3 separate regions of the Homo sapiens genome follow, and regions 1 and 3 are each linked to region 2. A link is a contact called in ENCODE Hi-C or POLR2A ChIA-PET data. All regions are on one chromosome and are shown on one strand. The core of a region is the stretch at or near the end of the contact, and the rest is flanking DNA. Distances in the headings are between cores, read along the strand shown.

Region 1 (2,703 bases), core at 137-2,636, 120 kb after region 2:
TGTTCACCAGTCCACTGGGAAGCCAGTGACAGCACCTGTGCCCTGATGGAGACCACCAACCATGGTGTCTCTCCAGAGATCACCAACTCCTGCCCTGCGGCCCCCTCTGCTTGGGGCAGTAAGGATCAGTCGATCTTAGCTCAGTCCCCAGAGAGGAACCCCAGGCTGCCTGACCCTCCAGCCATCCAGCTCCACGGCCCCCAGATTTTTCAAATGCCCAGTACAGCTGCTGGGAGGCTGTCCTTGCCAAGGGGACTCTGCTAAGAGGAGTGGATGAGCCCCTGCTGCCAGCCTGAGCAAGAGGTACTGATAGCAGACAGGAGGGATGATTTCTGGTTGCTCCGGCACCCCTAAGGAGGTCAGCCGCACGTCTGTGTCAGGAACCCAGCATGGTCTCACACAGGCACACACACGTGCGTGCACACATACAACCAGCAAAGTTTTCCCCGTGGCAATAGCGTTCCTGGGCCCTCTGGCTGAATAGCATTTCTCTACCTGGAGGATTTCCGGGGCTAGGGTGGCTCCAGACCCAGGGCAGAGACACTGGGAGGTTGTTCTGGGGCCCTGGGACCCCAGTCCCTCTTGGCCAGGCAGCGGCCCCTCACCCCCTGCAAGTCTCAGTCTGGAGCTGGGGGGATGCTGAGCCCCTGACAGGAACATTCCTGGGAACTTGTCTTCAGTTTGGGGCGAGGGGACTGACAGGGCACCTAGAATAGGAGGAACCTGGGGGCTAAGGCAGAAAAACCTTATAACTGGAAGGTCTCCAGCAAATCAGCAATGGCAGAGAGATGGGGGCAGGAGTGAGAGCGGGGGGATGCTAAGGCCCCTCACTCCCTCCTCTCTCCTCCACTACCCTGTGAAGGCGGCTTTTTTATCCCCACTTTACAGGTGGGACGGGAGATCGGGAGGTGGTGACGCGCCCAGAGCCACATCGTCGGGGGTTGCACCCGGCACTGTCTTATGCTGGAGCCCTCGCTTCTGGGAGAGGAAGGGAGGAGGGGGCTTTACTGGGATCCTGCCGGGGAGGGAACGGGGCACAGGGAACGGGATGGGCTCCCCCATTCTAAGGCGACCCCCTGGCCCGAGTCCCCCACCGCGTCCCCACCCCGGAGTCCGAGGCGCCGGCCCTGCTATCCCGCATGGTGTTGGGGGAAGCCCAGCCCAGGTCTTGCCCTCGGAGCCCCCCAGCCCGAGCCCCGGTGCCCGCCTCCTGGCCTTTACCTGCGGGCGCGGCCGCCGGGCGCCGCTCCCGGCCCTCGAGGGCGGCCCGGGCGGCGAGGGCTCCGGGCAGGGGCGTCCGCGGCTGGGCGGGCGGCGTTGGGGTCCGGGGTCCGCGCCGGCGGGGTTCCGCGTCGCTCTGCCGGCCGCCCCTCGCGGCTGCCGGAGTGGGCGGGCGGCAGGAGGGGCGCGTCGGGGCGGGGCCTCCGCCCTCCTCTTTCCACAGCCACGGCCAAGGCCCGCGCCCCGCCCGGCCCAGCGCGCCCAGCGCGGACTCGGACGGCTGCCTCCCTCCCCGACACCCACGCCGAGCCCCCTCCACACACGCGCTCCCGGGCGGCCCGCCCCCATCCCTCCCCGTCCACCTGACCCGCGGCTCGGCCGCCGGGGAGTCCGCGCAGCCCCTGCCCTCGAGGGGCCACCTGCCTGTGGGGACGGACGCGGCTGCTGAGAAGGACGGCCAGGCGTGGTCCTGCAGGGAAGGGGCAGCTCGGGCTGGTGGCCCCCAGTGAGGAGTCCCCAGAAGGCTGCCTGCAGACGTGACCTCGGTAGGCTGAGCCCGGAGGACTCACAGGGGCCAGTCGTGACCCGCACATTCAGGCTTTAGGGCATTGAGCCGGGGTCACAGAGGCAGGCGGGAGCAGGCCAGACCTCGTCCCTCGGAAATGGGGAGTCACGGAAGGCTCTGGAGCAGGGCAGTCACGTGGTCAGATGTGTGCTTTGGAAAGAGCCTCCCGAAGCTGTGTGGAGGAAGATAGAGGCAGGCCACCGAGGAGGCTGCGGGAATACCCTGGCATGGTCCCATGAGGTGCACAGTGAGGGGGAAGGAAAGGGAGGGCCCAGTGTGAGGGGAGTGAGGAGGCGAACTAGGCAGAGTTTGGGCGAGGGGCCTAGGAAGAAGCAGTGTCAAGGACAGTGCGCAGGCTTTGGGCTAGGCCTGGGGGCGGCAGGGTCTAGGAGAAGAAGGAGGACGGATGTAATGAATTGGATGAGCCTGTGGGACTTCCATGGATCCGGAAGGGAGGTGAGAGTTCTGGGATAGCGAGGAGGAATCCACGGTTTGCAGATGGCGACTGATGCCATAGAATAAGGAGCGGGCCCAGGGAGGCGGGCAGGGCGCGGGCAGGACACTCATCAGCATTCACGGGGCTGCCCAGGGAGAGGGGTCGGCAAAGGAGACTGAGAAGATGGCAGGGACCGGGAGAGCAGTGTCCCAGAAGGCAAAGGCAGAGTGCTTCTAGAAGGCCAGGGAGGCCCACGGGATGGGCTGTCACAGAAGGACATTCTTAGGGACAGCAATTAAGGGTTGGAGGTTGGGGTGGGGGTAGGGGCAGTAGCCAGGCAGCAGGGGAGAAAGGAGGAGGCAGCAAGTGCAGAGGGAAGGGGAGATGAGGTCAGGAAAGGATTTTGGGGTGTGTGTGTGTGTGTGTCTGTGTGCGTGTGTGCATGTAGGTGAGTGTGGGTGTCTGTGTGTGCATGTAGGTG
Region 2 (2,700 bases), core at 32-2,531:
TTTAAATTAATTAAAATAAAGGCCGGGCGTGGTGGCTCACGCCTGTAATCTCAACACTTTGGGAGGCCAAGGTGGGTGGTTCACCTGAGGTCTGGAGTTCAAGACCAGCCTGGCCAACATGGCGAAACCCCATCTCTACTAAAAATATAAAAATTAACTGGGCATAGTGGCGGGTACTGTAATCCCAGCTACTTGGGAGGCTGAGGCAGGAGAATCACATTAACCCTGGAGACAGAGGTTGCAGTGAGCCAAGATTGCATCATTGCACTCTGACCTGGGCAACAAGAGCAAAAAACTAAAAAAAAAAAACCTAAATAAAATTAAATTTTCAGTTTCTTAGGTACACCAGCTACATTTCTTATGCTTAGTAACATGTTATTAGTGATTACCATATTAGCATAAATGTAGAACATTCCATCACCTCAAGAAAATTCTCTTTGACAGCACTGCTTCAGAAAATTCATCTCGAAGAACTTCAGCCAACAGCTTAAAGCCCATTTCTTCACATTCTAGAGCAGGCCTGGGATCCTTGAACCCCTAGAGTCCACAGATGGACGGCAGGGATCCAAGAACTCCTAAAATCATGTGCTAAATTATGTATATGTGCATTTTGCTGAGAGTTTATTGCTTACATCAGATTCTCAAAGGGATCTTGACTCCATAAGAGGGTAGGGATCACCTACTTTAGGAATTATTTTGGTTACATTTGATTTTTAATAGTATTGGAAAAGAGCTGTGTCACTATATTATACCTCTATAAAAGTGTCACTTTGCTTCTGTTAAAAATGCCTGGAATTTTTTTCTCCTGCTTTATAAATCTTTAAAGGACTTCTTTCTTGAGCTTTACAAAATTCTGATCTTCAAGCAGTATGTGATGACTGGGCTAGGTAAATATCACATAATTTGAAATTATGGAATACCTTGAGAATTATTGGATCTCCTCTTTCATTCCTCCTTCCCTCTCCCAGCATAAATACCTGAATTTATTATAAACAGGATTTTTTATTAATGGAAGATTTTGGCCCTTGATCTATGGGCTTTGCAAATTTTATGATTTTATTTTTTAATGTGTAGAGCTTGATGGGGTAAGGAAAAATTTTGCCATTAGGTCTGTCATGACTGTGACCATTATTAGCAATGTTATATGTAAAATCTGGTGTTTATATCATCTTGCCTGTATCACAGAATTTTTTGTCTGTTCAGAATTGAGTTTTTATGGTAATGAACAGGCTTTATAAGTATAAATATTTTACATGTGACAGTTCTGTAACCTCCATTTTTCTTGTTGGGAACAGGTTTGAAGGTTGAAGTGACTCATTGTGGAACAATGAGACGGAAATACCGTGTTTGTAATGTAACAAGGAGGCCTGCCAGTCATCAAACGTAAGAAAAGTTTGTCAGAGCAGCGATGGTGTGAGGCAGCTTGCTCTAGTTAGTGGGGTTGGGAGTTTTTCTGGCTCATAATGGGCAAGAATTGTTCATGTGTACTTTTTTTTCCTCAGCTTTCCTTTACAGTTAGAAAACGGCCAAACTGTGGAGAGAACAGTAGCGCAGTATTTCAGAGAAAAGTATACTCTTCAGCTGAAGTACCCGCACCTTCCCTGTCTGCAAGTCGGGCAGGAACAGAAACACACCTACCTGCCACTAGAAGTAATGCCTTCACACTGCTAATTAATACCCTGTTGTTCATGATTCTTTTGGGGTCTTTTATGGCCGATAACTTACCTCATACAGAACATTTATTTTGGAATATGAACTGTTTTTAAGTTTTAATTTATTCTAAATTTTCTGTAATGAAATAACACGAAACAAGTTCATCCATAATCCTACCACTCTAATGTAACCACTGTTAACATTTTGGTATACTATACTTCTTTCAGTCTTCATCTGGTGTACATTTTACTTAATTATACTTAATTACTGTAGAGCTGTCTTGTTTACTACTTTTTTACTTAACATATTGAAAATAAGTGGTTTAATGAAGTTGATTTTAAATTTTTATTTACATGTAATTGGCACTAAGTAAGAGCTAAAAAAAAAAGATATATACATGTAGTACAAAACTTTTTTCCATTTGTAGGTCTGTAATATTGTGGCAGGGCAACGATGTATCAAGAAGCTAACAGACAATCAGACTTCCACTATGATCAAGGCAACAGCAAGATCTGCACCAGATAGACAAGAGGAAATTAGCAGATTGGTTAGTACTTAACCTTAGAAATGAGAATTTAAAACATATTAGGGTGAACTGTAATACTAGAGAACCATGTCCTTATCAACCCATACCTTATGACCATTTCATGGACTGTCAGAATTAAAAGCAATCATGGAAGTAATCTAATGTTCTTGATACAAGCCTTGGTGGGCTATATGAGAAGGGTTAGGTCCTTCTCATTTAACCCTGAGCTTTTTAAGTAGATCCAGGGAACAGATCCTCTCAGAAGAAATGTTTCCATTTAGTAAACTGGAACCTCCACCTAAAAGAGGTGGGAAATAGGAGGAAAAGTCAAAGAATTATGACTAGCAATACTAAAATTCTTTTTTTTTTTTTTTTTTTTTTTTGAGACGGAGTCTTGCTTTGTCACCCAGGCTGGAGTGCAGTGGCACGATCTTGGCTCACTGCAAGCTCTGCCTCCCAGGTTCACACCATTCTCCTGCTTCAGCCTCCCCAGCAGCTGGGACTACAGGCGCATGCCACCA
Region 3 (2,700 bases), core at 5-2,504, 75 kb after region 2:
CTTGTATGACCTTCAAGATGGGCAAAGTTGTTGGGCAAGACAGAATAGAAGAAATGTTGTAAACAACATTAACTATCCATCCATTGCTGGAGGGGACCTGCTGGGGAGTGCACCTGATTTTAATTTTAATTAATTAATCTATTTTTTGAGATGGAGTCTCACTCTGTCACCCAGGCTGGAGTGCAGTGGCACCACCTCAGCTCACTGCAACCTCTGCCTCCAGGCTCAAGTGATTCTCCTGCCTTAGCCTCCCAAGTAGCTGGGATTACAGGCACCTGCCACCACACCTGGCTAATTTTTGTGTTTTTAGTAGAAACAGCGTTTTACCACGTTGGCCAGGCTGGTCTCCAACTCTTGACCTCAGGTGATCCACCTGCCTCAGCCTCCCAAAGTGTTGGTATTACAGGCGTGAGCCACCTTGCCTGGCCAAATTTTGTATTTTTTGTAGAGATGGGGTTTCGCCATGTTGCCCAGGCTGGTCTCCAACTCCTGGACTCAAGCGATCCACCTGGTCTCGGCCTCCCAGAGTGCTGGGATCTCAGGCCTGAGTCGCTGCGCCCAGCCTACTTTTTCTATGTACTGTTCGTTTGCTGGCAACTACTATGTTTCTGAGGCTGACCTCGAAATCCTAGCCTCAAGCGCTCCTCCCGCCTGGGTCTCTGGAGTAGCTGGGATTACAAGCGTGAGCCACTGCACTTGGTTTCGTATTTTCTATCATGTCTATGCATACCTTTATCAAAATAAAATTGTTTAGGCCGGGGCAGTGACACATCTGTAATCCCAGCATTTTGGGAGGTTGTGATGGGTGGATCGCCTGAGGCCAGGAGTTTGAGACCAGCCCGGGCAAAATGGTGAAACCCTGTCTCTACTAAAAATTTTTTTTTTAATTTAGCCAGGTGTGGTGGCACGCGCCTGTGGTCCCAGCTAACTCGGGAGGCTGAAGTGGGAGAATCGCTTCAGTCGGGGAGGTTCAGGCTGCAGTGAGCCGAGACTGAGCCACAGCACTCCAGCCTGGGCGACAGAGCGAGATCCTGTCTGAAAAGACAACAAATGTTCATTTAATTTGTAAATCAAGTGAAAGCGCTGCCCTGATGCCCCCCACCTCTCCCAGGCTCGGCCGGCCGCCCCTCGCCTACCCTAAAGGCCTCCGGGGACGCCGCCCGACGCCGCCGCGGTTGCCAAGCGAAGCGCCCAGGCCGCGTTGGCCGCGGGGGGTTGGGGGGGTAGGGGAGGGGTGGTTGCCTAGCAACCGGTGGTGCCAAACACTGGAGCTCAGAGCGGGGGGCGCGGAGAGCGAAGCGGGAAAGGAGGTAAGGGAGCTAGGGAAGCGGGGGCGCCCCCTTCCTCCGCGCTGGACCGGGGTACTGATCTAAACCAAAGGCGATCATCCTGCGGAGGGGAAGAAAGGGGTTTGACGGGGAACCGGACTGACCCCAGCTCTTCCCACGGGGCTCTCCCTGTCCGGCCTTCCCCTCCAACAGTAGGCGAGGGCGGAGGGGCGGGAGGGCGTGGCGGCTACCAGACGGGGAGGGGGCCGCCCCGGGGGCCGCCCCCCAGCTCCCCAGTGCCAACAGGCACGCGTCCCTGGAGACAGAACAGGGCTCCTGCCCTTAGATCCCCCACGGGGACTGGCCCGCAGCCTGGGGAAGAAAGGAAAGGAAGATCAACAAGGCATGGTTGGCTGGGGGCAGGTGTGGAAAATGCATTAAGGGCAATTTTTTTCTGCCATCCGCCTACCCCCCAGGCATTTGGCACTTCACACACACTTCGAGGCTTCCGGGACTCCATTATTCCTTTTTACCTGCTCCAGGACCTGCAAGGTCCAGGGGTTTGTGTCCGCCTGGGGACGGGAGGGAGGGAAACTTAGTTAATACCTCACACAAAGTTGAGTAAAGCAAGGGCTGTCTCCAAGCAGGCTTCCAGCAGGACAGGGCTCAGAGCAAAATGGACAGGAACAAGTCCTGCGCAGGGGGCGTGTGATCCAGGAGGTCTCCGGAAAGGTCTCCCGCAGCAGTGTTTTCCCTCTGCAGGTGGTGTCTGTGAACAGGCCTAGGGGTTTCTGACCCTTCTGGTTTCTGTGCCATGGCCACGCTGAGCGTCAAGCCAAGTCGGCGCTTCCAGCTGCCCGACTGGCACACTAACAGCTACCTGCTATCCACCAATGCCCAGCTGCAGCGAGATGCTTCCCATCAGATCCGCCAGGAGGCCCGGGTGCTCCGCAACGAGACCAACAACCAGGTTGGGGATGGGAACTCAGCTGGGTGGGCAAAGGGATAGCCCCCAACCCCTTGACACCCTCTCTATCTGGCTCTGTCTCTCTCAGACCATTTGGGATGAACATGACAACAGGACTCGACTGGTGGAGAGGATTGATACTGTCAACCGGTGGAAGGAGATGCTGGACAAGTGTCTGACAGATTTAGATGCCGAGATCGATGCCCTGACACAGGCAGGGATCCAGGACTGGGTGCCCGGGGGCTGCTGCCGAAACCTCCCCTCCTTCCCCACAGCTAGGTTGAGAAGCCCTTGATGGGGGGTCATGAGTGGCATGTCCATCCGAGTCACTGGCCCCCTGCTAAAGTGGGGACAAGCGCTACTTCCCCATGGATGGCCCCACCAGCACCCCCGCCCACTCTTTTCTTTTCTTTTTTTTTCTTTCTTTCTTTTCTTTTTTTTTTTTTTTTTTTTTTTTTGAGACAG

What was found. A loop is a pair of places that touch in the nucleus more often than their neighbours do. ChIA-PET counts read pairs that join two places held with the same protein, here RNA polymerase II (POLR2A).
Region 1: POLR2A ChIA-PET joins it to region 2 with 11 read pairs in common myeloid progenitor, CD34-positive. The contact joins the promoter of COL8A2 here to the enhancer-like site in region 2. POLR2A ChIA-PET finds 5 or more read pairs at or near these places in 4 of 52 experiments (OCI-LY7, WTC11, activated T-cell and 1 more).
Region 3: a loop to region 2 is called in a map of CD4-positive, alpha-beta T cell, with 2.1 times the contacts of the local background. The contact joins the promoter of TEKT2 here to the enhancer-like site in region 2. A Hi-C loop is called at or near these places in 1 of 168 maps with a recorded cell type or tissue (CD4-positive, alpha-beta T cell). POLR2A ChIA-PET finds 5 or more read pairs at or near these places in 3 of 52 experiments (A673, WTC11 and common myeloid progenitor, CD34-positive).

What each region holds. Positions count from the first base shown.
Region 1 is chr1:36,123,836-36,126,538 of GRCh38, forward strand. COL8A2 (collagen type VIII alpha 2 chain) reads right to left here and starts at 1,387. Exons shown (of 4, transcript NM_005202.4): 1 at 1,222-1,387.
Region 2 is chr1:36,007,395-36,010,094 of GRCh38, forward strand. It overlaps AGO3 (argonaute RISC catalytic component 3), which reads left to right. Exons shown (of 19, transcript NM_024852.4): 7 at 1,296-1,383; 8 at 1,503-1,650; 9 at 2,081-2,200. It overlaps LOC105378647 (a long non-coding RNA gene), which reads right to left. Exons shown (of 3, transcript XR_001737972.2): 3 at 1,985-2,477. Among named protein-coding and RNA genes, the nearest start is that of TEKT2, 75 kb to the right of the region's middle. RefSeq lists an enhancer at 1,083-1,584. Within about 2 kb of position 1,282, at least 5 of the 41 ENCODE cell types and tissues checked have a DNase peak (open chromatin) inside an H3K27ac peak, as active enhancers do.
Region 3 is chr1:36,082,840-36,085,539 of GRCh38, forward strand. It overlaps TEKT2 (tektin 2), which reads left to right and starts at 1,255. Exons shown (of 10, transcript NM_014466.3): 1 at 1,255-1,310; 2 at 2,031-2,238; 3 at 2,324-2,449. The coding sequence starts at 2,083. RefSeq lists an enhancer at 1,825-2,623.